Regions from separate parts of the Homo sapiens genome. Here region 2 is linked to region 1. Evidence: chromatin loops called from intact Hi-C (ENCODE). Cell type or tissue: HCT116. All regions are shown on one strand. Links, peaks and the distances in the headings refer to the core of each region. The heading gives the core; the rest is flanking DNA.

What was found. A loop is a pair of places that touch in the nucleus more often than their neighbours do. Peaks named below come from ENCODE experiments on the same cell type or tissue, not always from the same donor. Only the 100,000 strongest peaks of a DNase experiment are listed, where the experiment ranks them.
Region 2: it touches region 1 in a loop (2.3-fold over the local background); 2 of 110 quality-filtered maps call a loop at or near these places.

Annotation. Positions count from the first base shown.
Region 1 is chr19:5,367,778-5,374,110 of GRCh38, reverse strand. No RefSeq gene overlaps it. Among named protein-coding and RNA genes, the nearest start is that of PTPRS, 30 kb to the right of the region's middle. In HCT116, for the core only: a CTCF peak has its summit at 4,059; a DNase peak (open chromatin) is centred at 4,035.
Region 2 is chr19:5,531,109-5,537,441 of GRCh38, reverse strand. No RefSeq gene overlaps it. Among named protein-coding and RNA genes, the nearest start is that of TINCR, 34 kb to the left of the region's middle. RefSeq lists enhancers at 1-294, 295-958. In HCT116, for the core only: a CTCF peak has its summit at 2,312 (motif pointing right); DNase peaks (open chromatin) are centred at 477, 791 and 2,281; H3K4me3 peaks cover 1,001 bases; H3K27ac peaks cover 1,043 bases.

The DNA.
Region 1 (6,333 bases), core at 960-5,959:
GTCAGGCACAGTGGCTCACACCTGTAATCCCAGCACTTTGGGAGGCAAAGGGGGGTGGATCACTTTGAGGTCAGGAGTTCAAGACCTGCCTGACCAACATGCTGAAATCCCATCTGTACTAAAAATACAAATATTAGATGAGTGTAGTGGTGCATGCCTGTAATCCAGCTGCTTGGGAGGCAAAGGTGGGAGGATCGCTTAACCCAGGAGGCAGAGGTTGCAATGGGCTCAGATCTCATCACTGCACTCCAGCCTGGGCAACAGAGTGACACCCTGTCTCAAAAAAACAAAAACAGAAACAAAAAGGCAAGGTCAGATGACGATAAACTTTCCTCTGTTGAAAGTTAGTAGGGAGGAAATGTATTTCCATGAGGACATTCCTGAATGTTAGAGGGGTATGGTCCTCTGGACCCATCTAAGTGACTTTTCTCTATTATGGCTGGGGAAACTGAGGCCCAGAGAGAGCCTTTCCAATTCACTCCCAGGCCACACTCAAGAATGAGGTGGGGGGATTTGAGAATGCGGGACAGAAGGAGGAACCCCGATACAGCCAAGTGTGGGATCTTTTCACTAGAAGGATCAAGAGAGGCTTGAGTCCAACTCTCCAGGGTAAGGAGGGGAAACCGAGGCCCAGAGAAGAAGCCCACACCCACCTCACTCACCCCTCCTTGGGTCACTCACCAGCATCCTCCATGTGCCATCCATTCATCCAGGTCGAGCTCCAACTGCAGCTGAACCCCCAGCTCCGGTTCCTCACAGACTCGGCACTCAGCCAGAGGAGCTCTCTGTGGCTGTGCTCACCCCACACGCCAGTTTACGTGGGGAAAATGTGAGGCTCAGCAGGACAGATGATACACCCAAGGTCGCTCAGGCAGGGCTGGTTGGAGCTCAGGAAGGCTTGAGACCAGATCCTGTTCATTTTCCAAGTGTAGGCAGCCACTCTGGTGGAATGGGGAATGGACACCTGAAGCTTAAGGCAGGTCCCAGACAGTGTGTACAAAACAAACCTGTGCACACACTCATGCACAAACACGGGTGCCTACATGCAGGTAGGCATACATGCACACATGCACACAGAGACATGTGGCACATGCTCATGAGTGCACACATTCATATGAACATACATGCACACACATGCACGCATGAGACATATGTGCACATCATTACATGTGAACGCATGTGCACAGGAACATGCACATACATGCAAACTGGCACACACATGCACACAAGCACATGTGCACACATGCACACATATGCATATTCACAAATGCATGCACACACAATTCACACAAACATGAACATACATGCACACACAAGCACGGACACATGGACACACATGTGTATACATGCATATGCTTGCACTTAGGCACATGTGCTCACAGACATGTGTGCACAATGCATTGAACATGCCTGCACACACAGATACACACTCACACACTCATGCATGTAGGCAGACCTGCACACACAAGAGACACACAAGCACATAAACATGTACATACATGCAAACCCACACATGCACACAGATGCACATAAGCACATGTGCGCACATGCATATTCACGAACGCATGCACACACACAATTCACACAAACATAAATATACATGCACACCCAAACATGGACACATGGACTCATATGTGTATACATACACACACTCGCACTTAGGCACATGTGTACACAGAGACATGTGTGCACACATGCATTGAACATGCCTGCACACACAGATGCACGCTCACATACTCATGCCTGTAGGCAGACATACACACAGAGAGACATGTGTGCACATAGATGCACGTGAACAATGACAGGCACACATGCACACAGGCACACATGCACACACAAAACTTGAACATGCATGCACATGCACATGAAATGCACATATGCATACTCACAATTCACACAAACGTGAGCTCATGTGCACAGGTGCATGCACACACAAACATAGACACATGTACACACACGCGTATCCATACAAATGCCCTCGCACATGCACCTGCTGGCTGGGAGACACAGCATCCCTCGGTGCCTCTCGTCCTCTCCCTCATTCTCTCTCTCGCTCCCTCTCTCCCTCCCTCAGAGCCATTTAAACGATTACAAAGATGCTATTTTTATATAGAGGAAAATTCAGTTATAGACATTGACCTTTAAGCTTTTTTCTAGGCTCACGTGTCGCTGGCCCAGGGTGCGAAAGGCTTGCGTGAACGTTCTCGGAAGAAAAACTTCCTCAAACTAGGGAACTGAGGGTGTGAGAGAAGGAGCAGAGCCAGGGATGGGGGCCCGTGTGCAGCAAACGGGAGGCAAGTCCACGCTTCAGGATGCCTGAAGAAACTAGTGGCTCAGAGTAGGAGGCAAGGAAAGCCCAGACGGAAAGGACTTCCTTTTTTTGTTTTTTGGGATTTTTTTTTTGGAAACAGAGTCTAACTCTGTCACCTAGGCTGGAGTGTAGTGGTATGATCATAGCTCATTCCAGCCTCAACCTCCTGGGCCCAAGTGATCCTCCAACCTCAGCCTCCCGAGCAGCTGGGATTACAGGTATGCACCACCATGCCCAGCTAATTTTTAAAAATTTTTTTAGAGATGGGGTCTTGCTATGTTGGTCAGGCTGGTCTCAAACTCCTGGACTCAAGTGATCCTCCTGTGTCATCCTCCCAAAGCGCAGGGATTACAGGCATGAGCCACTGCAACCGGCAGACTTCCTTTCTTGTTGCCACATTTTGGAGGTGATCCGCCTTTCTGAACTGGTTTGGGGTGTGGTCTCTGCATGGGTTTAGCCACTTTCTCTTTTTCTGGACAAGCTTTTCAGCATCTGGCAATAGTGGGTGCTCAACGAATGGGTTGGGGCTTACTTTAGATATTTAATTATTCAACACCTATTAACTGAGTCAGACACTGTTCTAGGTACTGAGAGGAAATAGCAAATTTGACAGAATGAAGATCTCTGTTTTGAAGAGCTGATGTTACATGTTAACAAAGAAAACCCCCCCACACAAGTAGGTGGGGCACAGCTGCTCACTCATGTGATCTCAATGCTTTGGGAGGCTGATGCAGGAGCATCACTTGAGCCCAGGAGTTTGAGACCAGCCTGGGCAACATAGCAAGATCCCATCTCTGAAAAAAAAATTAGCAGGGCATGGTGGTGTGCCTATAGTTCCAGGTACTTAGGAGGCTGAGGAGGGAGGATCGCTGGAGCCCAGGAGTATGAGGCTGCAGTGAGCTATGATGACACCACTGCACTTCAGCCTGGGCAACAGGAGGAGACTCTGTCTAAAAGACAAAAATACACAAGTGGCCGGGCACTGTGGCTCACACTTGTAATCCCAGCACTTGGGGAGGCTGAGGCGGGTGGATCACGGGGTCTGGAGACTGAAACCAACCTGGCCAACGCGGTGAAACCCCGTCTCTACTAAAAATGCGAACAATTAGCCGGGCGTGGTGGTGGGCGCCTGTAGTCCCAGCTACTGGGGAGGCTGAGGCAGGAGAATGGCGTGAACCCGGGAGGCGGAGCTTGCAGTGAGCCGAGATGGCGCCACTGCACTCCAGCCTGGGCGACAGAGCGAGACTCCGTCTCAAAAACAAAAACAAAAACAAGAAAACCACACACACAAGTAAAATATACAGGGGGTCAGATGGTGGTAAGAGCTAAGGGTGAGGGGCGGGGGGTGGGGTGGGCTGGAAACAAGCAGTAAAGGAGAACAGACTCTGACGGAGATAAATGTGGGGAAGTGGCCAGGGGAGGTCTCTGTGAGAAGCGCCATTTCAATAGAGACCAAAGGAGGTGGAGGTGGGGGAGGGAGATAGAAGGCACAGCCCACGCGGAAGCCCTGAGGCAGGACCCCACCTGGTGCGTTGGAGAAACATTGAGGAAAACCCTGTGGCTGGAGCACAGTGAGCAAGGGAAAGAGACGGAGGAGGAGGTGTCAAGGCAGGTCACACAGAGCCTTGTGGGCCGCAGAGAGGACTTGCTTTTTGACTCTGAGGGAGGTGACAGCCATGGAGGGCTGTGGGCAGAAGAGGGACAGGACCTGACTCAGGTGCTCACAGGCGCCCTCTGGCTGCTGAGGGGGGAACGGTCTGATGGGTTAGTGAGCAGGGGAGGTGAGGACCAGGGCAGAAGCAACTGTACTGGTCCAGGCAGGCAATGATGGGGCTGGACCTGGGGATGTAAAAGAGGGGCGAGAAGTAGGCAGGTTGTGAATAGATTTGAAGGCAGAGCCAACAAGATTTTCTAAAGGACTGATGGTGAAATGTGAGGAAAAGAGTTGACTTGAGATTGATTCCAGGGTTTCTGACTTGAGCCCCTTGGATGTTAGAGGTGCAACCTATTAGTATGAGTTTGGGGAGGATGAAAATGGATGAATAAGGATGGATGGATGGATGGATGGATGGATGGATGGAAGAGTGGGTGGGTGGACGTGTTACGGATGGATAATAGATGATGAATGAATGAATTATGGATGGATGGATAAGTGAGCGGGTTGATGTGTTATAGATGGATATAGATGATGAATGAATGAATAAATTATGGATGGATGGGTGGATGGATGGATGAGTGAGTGGTTGGGTGGATCGGTTATGGATAATAAGTGATGGATGGATGAGTGAATGGATGGATAGATGAATAAATGGGTGACGGATGGATGGATGGATGGATGGATGAATATATAGGTAGGTGGGTGGGTGAGTGGTTGGGTTAATGGGTCATGGATGGATAATAGATAATGGATGGATAAATGGATGGATGGGGATGGGTGGATGAATAGATGGATGATGGATGGGTGTATGGAGGGATGGATGGGTGTATGGAGGGATGGATGAGTGGATGAATGGATGGTTGAATGAGTGGGTGAATGAATGGTTGGGTAGATATATTATGGATGGATGATAGAGGATGGGGTAGGAGCCACAGGATGGGGAGGGGTGATGACCAAGGTTTGGCTTTGGCCTGTTAAGTTTGAGCTGCCTTTTGGGCACCTACATGTAGATGCAGACGGGCCATTTGGATATAAGATTCTGATGTTCCCAGAAGAGATGCCTTCTGAAGGCATAAATCTGACAGTCCGTGGTACTGGGATTACAGGCGTGGGCCACCGCGCCTGGCCCAGAGCTAGCTTTTACTAGCCATGGTGTTAGAATGTATTCGTGTCCATGGTGTTAGTCCATGGTGTTAGAATGTATTCATGTCCATGGGGATGAATGAGAAGAGGAGACAGAGACTATGCTCAAGGACTACCCTGTGTTTAGCAGCTGAGCAGAAGAGAGAAGCTTGCAGAGAGAAGCTTGCAGAGAGACTGAGAAGAGTCCAACAGAGAGGAGGGTGAATGCAGGCAAATGTGGGGACGCTGGGGGCCACGTGAAGATGATGCTCCCAGGAGGAGGGACCACCCAGGGTAGATGTTGCTAGGAGCATGAGGAGGATGGGTGCTGAGAAGTGATCACTGGATTTGGACACTGGGAAGCCACCTGGACAAGGGAAATCTTAGAATAGTACTGGGAAGAGCCCACCACTGAGATTTTTTTTTTTTTTTGAGACGGAGTCTAGCTCTGTTGTCCAGGCTGGAGTGCAGTGGCACGATCTCGGCTCACTGCAAGCTCTGCCTCCCAGGTTCACGCCATTCTCCTGCCTCAGCCTCCCAGGTAGCTGGGACTACAGGCGCCCGCCACCACGCCCAGCTAATGTTTTCATATTTTTAGTAGAGATGGGGTTTCACCGTGTTAGCCAGGATGGTCTCGATCTCCTGACCTCGTGATCCGCCCGCCTCGGCCTCCCAAAGTGCTGGGATTACAGGCGTGAGCCACCGTGTCTGGCCACAACGCCAAGATTTTAAGGAAGGGATTCAGTTATCAGAGCTCGGATACCCCGAGTGTAGAGTGAAAGCATCAGGGCCACAGCCAACCCCACACTCAGTCAGTCTGAGGATTTAGTGAAGTCATGTGCTCAGTACATATTCTTCTTGGTAAGGCAGAACTGGTATCACTGGGCTGTTGCCATTACAGTTAGTAGTGCTACCCATTTATCTATCCAACAATCCATTCATCCATTCACCCATGCTTTCATCCATCTGTATACCTACCTACCCATTCATTGATCCATCATTCATTCATCCATCCGTCTATCCACCATCTATCATCCAACCATAACCCATCCACCCAACCACGAATCAATCCATCCATTCATCCATATATTCATCTATCACTCATCCATGATCTATACTCATCCGTAACCCATCCATCCATTCATTCATTTATCTACTCATTCATCCATACATCGCCAATCATCCTTCCATAACCCATCCATCCAACCATTCACCCACCTACCCATCTATCCAACCATCTATC
Region 2 (6,333 bases), core at 384-5,383, 160 kb before region 1:
TGTGGTGGTGCATGCCTGTGGGCCCAGCTACTCCAGAGAGTGAGGTGGGAGGATCACCTGAGCCTGTGAGGCTGACGCTGCAGTGAGTCACAATTGCACCACTGCACTCCAGAGCGAGACCCTGTCTCTTAAAAAAAAAAAAAAGAAAAAAAAGAAAAAAGGCCAGGCATGGTGGCTCATGCCTATAATCCCAGGTACTTGGGAGGTTGAGGCAGGAGAATCGCTTGAACCCAGGAAGTGGAGGTTGCAGTGAGCTGACATTGTCCCACTGCACTCCAGCGTGGGCGACAGAGTAAGACTCCACTCCGTCTCAAAAAAAAAAAAAAAAAAAAAAAGAGCTTAGGGCAATGGCTGGCATGCAGTAGGTGTTTAATGAGTGTTTGGAATTCTGAAATCACTTATTCCTCGGGGCCGGGTGCTCTCCGCAGTTAAATGAGGCGGGGGCTTGCTTTTCAGATGACAAAAAGAGGGCTCAGATTCTGGGACACTCCTGACCTTGCACCCCAAGTCGTTGGCCCAGCGGAGATTCAAACGTGCTTCTCAGCCTCCAGTGCGCGCCTTTACCTCTCTTGCCCTCTAAGGCCCAGAGAGGGGCAGAGATGTCCCGGGATCGCACAGCCGTGCAGTGACAGTGCTGGGAAGGCAGGCAGGGCTCCTTCCTGGCGGGGGGCAGCACGCATCATCCTGGCCCCGGGCTGAGGGGCGGGCAGCGCCGGCCGGGACCGGGAGGGAGCTCCTGGCGGTGGCGCGAGCGTTTCCATGGCAGCCTGGCGGGAGCCGGCCGGAGCGATTAGGCGTCCCGAGGAGCAGCTGCTAAAAATAGCTCGCGCCGCACCGGGCTCATTAGCGGCTGGGCTTTTGGCTGCCAGGTACGCCCTCCCGGCTCTCCTTCCTCCTTGCGCCCGGGCGCAGCAGAGGACGTGGTGAAGGAGGCACAGCCCCGTCCTGGGCCCTGAATTCAAGCCTTGTGCCCTCCGGTCCTTCCTCTTTGGAATCTTCCTCAAAGGCAAATCCAATCTCACTCCTCCCTTGCTCTAAATCCTTCCTTGGCTCCCTATTGCCCTTGAGATCAAGGCCCTGCTCTCGCCCCCAGCTCTGCAGGCCGTTGGCCTCTATTACAACTGGCTGCCTCTTAGGGGCTCAAACCCACCCCACCCCACCTCGGAGCCTCTGCTCCTGCCGTTCCCTCAGCATGGACCATGCTACTTTCTCCTCTTCATCTTTCACATCTCAGCCTCCACGTCACCTCCTCTGGGAAGCCCAAGGCCCAGGTCAGGGGCCTCCTCTGGGTGCCTTCATCACAGTCTGACCTCACCCATGCTTCCCACACTAGCCTGGGAGGAAGAGGGCAAGTGTGTTTTGCTTCCAGCACCCCAAATAGGACTTGGTACACAGCAGTTGCTCAATAAGTGTTTGTGGAACAAAGGAAGGAATGAGATCATTGAGCTTTGATAGAAGGATTTCCTGGAAGACTAATGGGGGGCCCTGTGTCTGAGGGTCCCCGCTGTCCTGTGTCCTCAGACCAGAAGGTTCATGGTCTCTGTCATCAATCTTCTTTTTTTTTTTTTTTTTTTTTTTTTTTTTTTGAAACAGTGTCTTGCTCTGTCACCCAGGCCAGAGGGCAGTGGAGTGACCTCAGTTCACTGCAACCTCTGCCTCCCAGGTTCAAGCGATTCTTGTGCCTCAGCCTCCAGAGTTGCTGGGATTACAGATGTGCACCACCATGCCCAGGTATATATATATACCTGGCACAATATTAGCTGACCACAGCCTCCACTTCCTGGCCTCAAGCGATCCTCCCACCTCAGCCTCCTAGGTAGCTGGGATTACAGGCACCCGCCACCATACCTGGCTAATTTTTTTATCTTTTGTAGAGATGATGTTGCCTAGGCTGGTCTCGAACTCCTGGGCTCAAGTAATCGCCTGCCTTGGCCTCTCACAGTGCTGGGATTACAGATGTGAACCACCATGCCCAGCCTGTATCCTCTCTTGACCAGGCTCACTCTTCAGCTTCCTCTGGAGAGGATGGCTTGGCTGTGTGACCCAGCCAGCCCATTCACCCTCTCTGGTCCCCTTTCTGCCTTACAGAATCACCACAAATGCACAACATAGGGGTTGAAAGGACCCAGCTTGGTTCTAGAGGAACTGCAAATTTGGAAGAGAGAGGGAGGGAGATATGAAGATGAAGGAATGTAGGGGAGGATGGATGTCCCTGAACATATCTTGGAATAAAACTAAGTCTTGGAAAAAAACTAAGTGGACAGCATCAGGAAGAGGAGAGCCAAGGTCAGTTACCAGGCTGGCCACAAGGTGGAGCTTGTAGCATGGTACAGCTTGGTTGCAGCAAGGTTGGAGGAACGAGGCCAAGAGCCAAAGGAAGATTGGGAGGAGGAGAGGAGAGAGGATGGGCGTTTTGCATCAGGGGAGTGTTAGCACGGAAGAGCAAAAGTCTGGAAGGCTGGGCATGGTGGTTCATGCCTGTATTCGCATCACTTTGGGAGGGTGAGGCGGGAGGATCGCTTGAGTCCAGGAGTTCAGGATCAGCCTGGGCAACACAGTGAGACCCCCCGCTAACTGCTTCAAAAAATTTAAAAATTAGCCAGGTGTGGTGGTGCATGCCTGTAGTCCCAGCTACTCAGGAGGTGGAGGTTGGGGAATCACTTAAGCCTGGGAGGTCAAGGCTGCAGTGAGCTATGATGGCACCACTGCACTCCAGCCTGGGTAACAGAACGACACCCCATCTCCACAAAAAAAAATCAAAGGTGGCTCAAACCTGTAATCCCAGCTACTCAGAAGGCTGAGTGGGAGGATCACTTGAGCCTGTGAGGTCGAGGCTGCAGTGAGCTTGTGATGGAACCACCGCACTCCAGCCTGGCAACAGAGCAAGACCCTGTCTCCAAAACAACAACAACAACAAAAACTCTGAAATCTGCAATAGGGGCAGTGAGAGTGCTCAAAACTTTTGATTATTCAGCTGGGCGCAGTGGCTCGCACCTGTAATCCCAGCACTTTGGGAGGCCAAGGCGGGTGGATCATGAGGTCAGGAGATCAAGACCATCCTGGCTAACATGGTGAAACCCCATCTCTACTAAAGAATACCAAAAATTAGCCGGGTGTGGTGGTGGGCACCTGTAGTCCAAGCTACTCATGAGGCTGAGGCAGGAGACTGGTGTGAACCCAGGAGGCAGAGCTTGCAGTGAGTGGAGATCACACCACTGCACTCCAGCCTGGGTGACAGAGTGAGACTCCGTCTCGAAAAAAAAAACAACAACTTTTGATTATTCATGATCTATGTTGCCAGAAACCCATAAGACCATGGCTTAAACAAGGGTGACACTCATCACTCCTGTCCTCATAACCTGGGCATCAACCCAGGCTGCAGCAGAGGCTCCACAATCACCAGGGACCCAGGGCTCCTTCGGTCTTGTTGCTCTGCCTCCTCAGCCCCCAACTTCTATCTTGTGGACCACAGTGGCTACTCCGGCCCCTGTGATGGTGGCCACCTTCCAGACACAGGTGGGGGGCAGTGGGGGAAGAGGAAGAAGAAGGCCTGTTATTTTCTTCTGAGGTTACACCTGCTTCTGTCCCGTTGTTCACAATATGTCAGACAGTCACACTGACCTGCAAGAGAGGCCGGGCAACACAGTCTTTAGCTGGGCAGGTTTCATTTGTAAAGGAGAAAGTGGGGAATGGATGTTAGAGGCCAACCCACAATCTCTGCCATTGAATGGGTTGGGAAAAAGGAGTGGACACTCTTCACCATTTTAGTGACTACCTCAGGGAGATGCTAAAGTGAGAACGTGAGGCTTCCATCTCAGGGCATAAGCCAAAGTCTTCTTTGTCATTTCCAAGGCCCTGCGCAATCTACCCTCCATCATTTCCCTGACCTCATCTCCTTCCCCTCTGCCTCTTGCTTGGCTCTGCCCCAGCCACATGGGCCTCCTCACTGTTCCTCCAACACACCAGGCATAGTCCTGCCTCAGGGCCTTTGCACAGGCTGTTCTTCCTGCCAGGAATGCTTTTACCCTAGATCTCTCTTTGGTTCCCTTCTTCCTCTCCTTCAGGTCTCTGGTCTAAATCTTCTTCTCAGTAGGGCCTCCCTGATGACCCTGTTTAAAATTGCAACTGGGAGGATCACTGGAGTTCAGGAGTTTGCGGCCAGCCTGGGCAACATAGTGAGACTCTATCTCTACAAAATAAAAAATAAAAATTAGGCCGGGCATGGTGGCTCATGTCTGTAATCCCAGCACTTTGGGAGGCCAAGGCAGGTGGATCATTTGAGGTCAGGAGTTCAAGACCAGCCTGGCCGACATGACAAAACACTGACTCTACTAAAAATACAAAAATTGTGCCTGTAAATCCCAGCTGCTCAGGAGGCTGAGGCAGGAGAATTGCTTGAATCTGGGAGGCAGAGGTTGCGCTGAGTTGAGATCATGCCACTGCACTCCAGCTTGGGCGACAGAGTGAGACTCCGTCTCAAAAAAAAAATTAGCCAGGTGTGGTGGCGTGCGCCTGTAGTCCCAGCTACTCAAGAGTCTGAGGTGGGAGGATGGCTTGAGCCCAGGAAATCAAGACTGCAGTGAGCTGTGATTGCACCACTGAACTCCATCCTGGGCAACAGAGAGAGACGCCATCTCTTAAAAAAAAATTGCAACCTGCCCTCCCTTTCCAATTCTTGTCCCTTCCTGATACTTTCCATGCTCTGATTTTCTTCACAGCACTTAGCATGCTCTAAAACCCTACAGATTTTCTGGATTTATTTGCTCATTGTCTGTCTGCCCAACTAGGCTGCCAGCACTTCCAGGACAGAAATTTCTGCCTGCTGGCCGGGTGTGGTGGCTCACGCCTGTAATCCCAGCACTTTGGGAGGCCAAGGCAGGCGGATCACGAGGTCAGGAGATCGAGACCATTCTGGCTAACACGGTGAAACCCCGTCTCTACTAAAAATACAAAAAATTAGCCAGACATGATGGCAGGCGCCTGTAGTCCCAGCTACTCAGGAGGCTGAGGCAGGAGAATGGCGTGAACCTGGGAGGCGGAGCTGGCAGTGAACTGAAATCGCACAACTGCACTCTAGCCTGGGTGACAGAGCAAGACTCCATCTCAAAAAAAAAAAAAAAAAGAAATTTCTGCCTTCTTTGGTGCGTCTTCAGTGCCTAGAACAATGCTTGGCACTCATTAGGGGCTCAGTGTATATATATATATATATGTGTGTGTGTGTGTGTGTGTGTGTGTGTGTGTGTATACATATATGTATACATATATACATATATACACATATATACATATATATACATATATACACATATATATACACACCTGTATATATATACGCACATACACACATGTATATATACACGTGTATATATATATACACGTATATATATATACACATATATGTGTGTATATATATATACACGTGTGTATATATATATATATATACACACGTGTATATATATACACACACACGTGTGTATATATATATATATATTTTTGAGATGGAGTCTCGCTCTGTTGCCCAGGCTGGAGTGCGGTGGCACAGTCTTGGCTCACTGCAACCTCCACCTCCTGGGTTCAAGCGATTCTCCTGCCTCAGCCTCCCAAGTAGCTGGGATTATAGGTGCCCACCACCATGCCCAGCTAATTTTATATTTTGAGTAGAGACGGGGTTTCACCATGTTGGCCAGGCTGGTCTCAAACTCCTGACCTCAAGTGATCCGCCCACCTCGGCCTCCCAAAGTGCTGGGATTACAGGCGTGAGCCACCGTGCTCGACCCTAAAACCCTATAGATGTTCTTGATTTATTTGCTCGTTGTCTGTCTGCCCAACTAGGCTGCCAGCGCTTCCAAGACAGAAATTTCTGCCTGTTTTGTTCTCTGCTGCATCTTCAGTGCCTGGAACAATGCTTGGAACTCATTAGGGGCTCAGTCAATTTTTTTTTTGAGACGGAGTCTCATTCTGTCGCCCAGGCTGGAGTGCAACACTGTGATCTCGGCTTACTGCAACCTCCGCCTCCCAGGTTCAAGCCATTCTCCTGCCTCAGCCTCCTGAATAGCTGGGATTACAGGCGCCCACCACCAGGCCCAGCTAATTTTTTGTATTTTTAGTAGAGACGGGGTTTCACTATGTTGGCCAGGCTGGTCTCGAATTCCTGACCTTGTGATTGCCCTCCTTGGCCTCCCAAAGTGCTGGGATTACAGGAGTGAGCCACCGCGCCCGGCCTTGGGGCTCAGTCAATATTTTGAATGATGAAACTGAATAAGCAAAGTAGACACAACTATTCCCTCTTTTAGAGCTATGGAGACTGAGGTCTCAAGGGGAAAGGTGACTCAC